2 separate regions of the Mus musculus genome follow, and region 2 is linked to region 1. Evidence: chromatin loops called from intact Hi-C (ENCODE). Cell type or tissue: left cerebral cortex. All regions are shown on one strand. Each heading gives the region's core, and the rest is flanking DNA. Links, peaks and the distances in the headings are about the cores only.

What was found. A loop is a pair of places that touch in the nucleus more often than their neighbours do. Peaks named below come from ENCODE experiments on the same cell type or tissue, not always from the same donor. Only the 100,000 strongest peaks of a DNase experiment are listed, where the experiment ranks them.
Region 2: it touches region 1 in a loop (3-fold over the local background); 3 of 42 quality-filtered maps call a loop at or near these places.

What each region holds. Positions count from the first base shown.
Region 1 is chr12:105,591,430-105,594,234 of GRCm38, forward strand. It overlaps Bdkrb2 (bradykinin receptor, beta 2), which reads left to right. Exons shown (of 3, transcript NM_009747.2): 3 at 144-1,642. The coding sequence ends at 1,251. Among named protein-coding and RNA genes, the nearest start is that of Bdkrb1, 11 kb to the right of the region's middle. In left cerebral cortex, for the core only: no CTCF peak of the experiment used is centred there; a DNase peak (open chromatin) is centred at 1,168.
Region 2 is chr12:105,049,639-105,052,443 of GRCm38, forward strand. It overlaps Gm31884 (a long non-coding RNA gene), which reads left to right. Exons shown (of 3, transcript XR_872957.1): 2 at 1,934-2,016; 3 at 2,731-2,805. Among named protein-coding and RNA genes, the nearest start is that of Gm31884, 3.1 kb to the left of the region's middle. In left cerebral cortex, for the core only: a CTCF peak has its summit at 1,442 (motif pointing right); a DNase peak (open chromatin) is centred at 1,456.

The DNA.
Region 1 (2,805 bases), core at 55-2,554:
GAACAATAGACTTTCTGGTCCACCTGTCCTGTGCTCCTCCCTGGCCCTCCACCTCCTCCTTCTGCTATCCCGTTTTCTCTTCCCCTCCCCTCCCCCTCCTTGTGACCTGAGGATACGACTGTCTCTTCTCTACTTTCTTTCAGCATCGAAATGTTCAACGTCACCACACAAGTCCTCGGGTCTGCTCTTAACGGGACCCTTTCGAAGGACAACTGCCCAGACACCGAGTGGTGGAGTTGGCTCAATGCCATCCAGGCCCCCTTCCTCTGGGTCCTCTTCCTGCTGGCCGCACTGGAGAACCTCTTTGTCCTCAGCGTGTTCTTCCTGCACAAAAACAGCTGCACTGTGGCCGAGATCTACCTGGGCAACCTGGCAGCGGCGGACCTCATCCTGGCCTGCGGGTTACCTTTCTGGGCCATCACCATCGCCAATAACTTTGACTGGGTGTTTGGAGAGGTGTTGTGCCGGGTGGTGAACACCATGATCTACATGAACCTGTACAGCAGCATCTGCTTCCTGATGCTCGTGAGTATCGACCGCTACCTGGCGCTGGTGAAGACCATGTCCATGGGCCGGATGCGCGGGGTGCGCTGGGCCAAACTCTACAGCCTGGTGATCTGGGGCTGTACACTGCTTCTGAGTTCACCCATGTTGGTGTTCAGGACCATGAGGGAATACAGCGAAGAGGGCCACAATGTCACCGCCTGCGTCATCGTCTACCCGTCCCGTTCCTGGGAGGTGTTCACCAACGTGCTGCTGAACCTGGTGGGTTTCCTCCTGCCCCTGAGCGTCATCACCTTCTGCACGGTGCGCATCTTGCAGGTGCTGAGGAACAACGAGATGAAGAAGTTCAAGGAGGTCCAGACGGAGAGGAAGGCCACCGTGCTAGTGCTGGCCGTCCTGGGGCTCTTTGTGCTGTGTTGGGTGCCTTTCCAGATCAGCACCTTCCTGGACACGCTGCTGCGCCTCGGCGTGCTGTCCGGATGCTGGGACGAGCACGCCGTAGACGTCATCACGCAGATCAGTTCCTACGTGGCCTACAGCAACAGCGGCCTCAACCCACTGGTGTACGTGATCGTGGGCAAGCGCTTCCGGAAGAAGTCCCGAGAGGTGTACCGGGTGCTGTGCCAGAAAGGAGGCTGCATGGGAGAACCCGTCCAGATGGAGAACTCCATGGGGACTTTGAGAACCTCGATCTCCGTGGAACGGCAGATCCACAAGCTGCAGGACTGGGCAGGGAAGAAACAGTGAACAGAAGCCACCAGGCAGGACTACTGCCAAGTGTGTGAGGATTGGTGGGACCGGAGCTCCTCAGCCTGGGTTCAGGAAGGAGCTTGAAGCATCCTAGGCAGCCCCAGGGAATCAGGCAGGTGACTCCAGCCCTGTCTCATGGCATAAGCATGCTGTGGGGAATGGGTACCCTGGGGCACAGCAGGGTCATTCTTACTGACTGACGCTCTAATTCTCCATGAGTGGAGGGGTCATGGGTATGGGTGGGAGTGACAGAGCTTCCTTCCCTTTTGGGGAAGGACAGATCTCCTGCCAGCTTTGGCCCTGTGGCTACATGCACAGTAGGCATGGCCGCCTCATTTCCCAGTTTCAAGGGTATAAGATTTATTGGTCTTCTGAAGGTTAAATTCTATGGTAAGAGCCCAGGGACTGGGGTTCTGTGGCTCCTTTCACCTGTAGACAAGGTGGACAGCACAAAAGAAGAGCCCCCAAAGCATTTATGGAGCACTTGTTGAATACACACCGTTATACACTGAGGGCAAGAGGAAAGAACTGCATAGTTTAATGTCTTATAGGAGCCCTGACATTAGCGGAGAATACCGAGAAGGCTGCTGCTGGTGTGCCAAAGCAAGGAACTGTGGGAGACGGGAGAGTACAGGGCCCAGGCTAGCCAGTAACCCCGAACACGGTAGCCTCATCCCTGCCTCTGCTTCTTCGGTTGTAATCTGAGGGTGTCCTGGGCTTTGAAAGTGGGGTGTTATATGGCTGTGAGGCATTGTGACCCACACCACCACATGCAGACGCATTGGGACTCTTGGCACAGAGAAAGCCACTCAGGCTGAAGAGCTACTCTGTGGGGACACTTAGTATTGGAAGGCCCAGTACCTGCCTGCAGGTGTCTGCGGCCCTCAGTCCCCTCTATCTTTCCCTCCTAGTATTTCACCCCTATGCACACAAAGCACAAAGCATTTGCTCCACAGGAAGGGCAAGGGCGGGAGACAGCGAGTGTTTGTTTTGCAGGGAAACAAAGAAAAAGGAATTCTGATGGGACCTGCCCAGGGAATCCACACCTCACAGCCTGGCTACAAATTGGTAGCTGTCCAGGAGAGTCTAAGCTGCTTCACAGAGTCCCTGTCTCAGTGACCAAGGGCTGCAATGAGTGGTTTTATTTGAGAGTGGCTCACAAAGCAGGGGACGGACACTACCAAAGAGCAGCTGACCCATCCAAGGTCACTTAACCCAGGGTGTTAATTCTGGGCCTAATCCCCTGCATGGCCACAGAGTGATAGCCTCATGAGTGATGGTGGGTGGAGCTGCCTGCACCCAGGGAACTATGACATGAGACTCAAACCACCCCCACCTCTGGGGGACAGCACACGTGCATATTGAGCAGGTCTCCCATCAGGGATATGAGGATAGCCTCTCGGATAGCTTCAGGGCCACTGGGTTCTCCGTTAGAACCTTCTCAGGGTCCTTAGGTGAGCTCAGGTGTCAGTGGAGACAGTTGCCCCACCAACTCTGCCAGAGGCTCAGGTGACAGACACCATACTCGTAGTTCCAGAATCTTCCATGGGA
Region 2 (2,805 bases), core at 114-2,613, 540 kb before region 1:
AGAAAGTTTTTTTTTTTTAATTAAACAGAAAGGGTGAAATGTTGCAGGATTTTCTCTGTCCAATCACATTAGGGCAGTGGCAGGCCTGTGATTGGACAGGAAAAGGGAGGCGGAGCTAGGAGTTGGGGAGACAGGTGGTGGAGGGGAAGAAAGAGAACAGAGGCGGATGTGGTGTTATCTAAAGGTTACAATAATTGGGTTAAAGCTTTATCATTATCAATTGGCTCTGAAATTACTGTATTGGCGTCTTGTAAAATGTGATATTATTAATACATAAATCTAATTGGTTAACTGTAAGCTTAATTCTACTGGATAATTAGGTGTCGAGATGGCTAAGCAGGGGTGCCTGGGGGCAGTGCGCCGAAGCAAGAGGAACACGGGGCCCCTGTCCTAGAAATGGCTGGGCGGGAGCCCTGTGACCTCGCGGAGTCAGAGAGTTGGACGGGCGAGAGATGGAGCAAGTGAGATCATCTGGCCTGGGGGCTAGCTCCAGAGAGTTGGTGGCAGCGGCAGGAGCGAGGGAGAGTTGGCTGGTTCTTTATTTATTTATTTTTTATTTTTTTATTTTTTTGGTTTTTCGAGACAGGGTTTCTCTGTGTAGCCCTGGCTGTCCTGGAACTCACTTTGTAGACCAGTCTGGCCTCGAACTCAGAAATCCGCCTGCCTCTGCCTCCCAAGTGCTGGGATTAAAGGCGGGCGCCACCACGCCCGGCTCGGCTGGTTCTTTTTAAAAATATTTCCGGCAACAATCGGCTTACTTTTTGGGGAAGGATTAAGGCAGAGAACGTCAGTATTGTGCCAACTTGCCTCATGGTGCTTGGGAACTTAGCTCCTGTCTTACATAATCCCTGGGTCCCTCAGGTCAGGTAACCGAGCTTTCTTTGGTGACAGAAAACATTGGTGTGAATGACTCCATGTGGCTTCTTCATGGTTTGGAAGCCCAGGGAGGGAGCCCAGGCCAAGCCGGCAGCCTTCTGCAGTAGTTCTTGTTTAACAAAATAAGTGTGTGTGTGTGTGTGTGTGTGTGTGTGTGTGTGTAATGGCACAGCTAGGCCTTCACTGCACAGAACTTACAGAAGAGCAGTAAACATGTCTGTCTTGTCTCATTAGGAATCGATATACATATTTTAAGTAATTAAAAATTGTTTCTAGGCAGTAGTGGCACACCTTTAATCCCAGCTTTGGGAGGCAGAGGCAGGCAGATCTGAGTTGGAGGCCAGCCAGGTCTACTTAGGGAGTTCCAGGATAGCTAGGGCTACACAGAGAAATCCCATCTCAGGGGGAAAAAAGAAAACCCTAAAAGAAAAAGAAAATTTAAAAAGTTTAATTCTAGGTGGATTAATACTTACATAGTTTTAATTTGATCCACCAAAATAGAAGATCAATGGAATATTTCAAGGGTGTCTGAGATGCTTGGGTCTGGTGTCACGGGGTGTCATACCATAGAATACCAGAAGATGGCGCCATTGGTTCCAAAATGAGCCCTCGTCTGCTCAGGTGGCTCCCACCTGGCTCTCTTTCTGCAGTTGGTATATTAAGACACATTTCTTAGAACACTTTATGTGAAAAGCAAATCAGGCCACTTTTCATTTTCCCCTGAAGCACATCTGTGTTTCCTCTCATGGAAGCAGATCTTGCTCTGAGACGATTGGGGAGCAGGGAGTGGGTTTTGATATCAGTTTCATCAGAAATGCATGGTATGTCTCAGGCATTGTAACAGACCAGTGTCTGGTTTTCTCTCCGGGCTGAGAGTTGTTCTGGGGACAGGGGAGGAAGGTTGTGGATGGAAAACTGGCTGCTGCTTAATGTGAATAAGTTACTCAAGTTCTCTGGGCCTCAGTTTCCTGACCTGTACAATGAAAGATGGTTGATAGCTCCTGTTAAAGACTGCTCCAGAGACAAAGGCAATAAAGAGCATCTGCTTTTCTTACAGCAACAGCAAGCACCGAGGTTTATAGAGAAGAGTAGAGGGCGAAGAGAGGAGCCTGGGTACTGGGCAGAGCCAGCTTCTATTAGGTAAGGTAGGATAGCTGGAATTCACAGTGTTCTTCCCCAGGGGTTACAATACATGTGGCCACAGAGGTTAGGTATGGAGACATAGTAAGGGTCTCCCTAAAAAGGGAAGTAGACTAGGTAGTTATGGGTGGACAGGGACACACACACACACACACAGGGACACACACCTACACACATGGATACACACACAGTGACACACACAGATATAGACACACACAGACATGCACAGGGACACACACACACATGGACTCACACACAGGGACACATACACACTTGGATAGACACACACACATGGACACACACACACAGGGAGACACACAGATACAGGCACACAGACATGCACAGGGACACACATGCACACACATAGAGACACACACACACACACACACACACATACACATAGGGACACAGACTCAGCAGGAATGGAAGGGTCAGTGGAGCAGGGAGGGAGGGGGAGGGGGGAGAAAGGAAGTGAATACAAGTAGGGCTGCTAATATTTAAGACCATATGAGGGGTTGTGGGAAAACCTGATATAGTAGGCGTTTCTTAAATATATATACACATATGGGAGAAACCTAGATTGGAGTCATCAAATAATGGGGGAGACAAAGCCCCAACTAGACACCAAAGGAAACCTCTAGTGGGTTACATCTAATTGAGTTGTTGGCCAAAGCGGTCCCATGGAAACCCCAAATAACCCAAACTGTCAACAAGACTATTGGTTTCTCTCCACACGATGATGGTTACGGCCCTACTGCTGAAGACAACACCCACAGAAACCTATCGCTT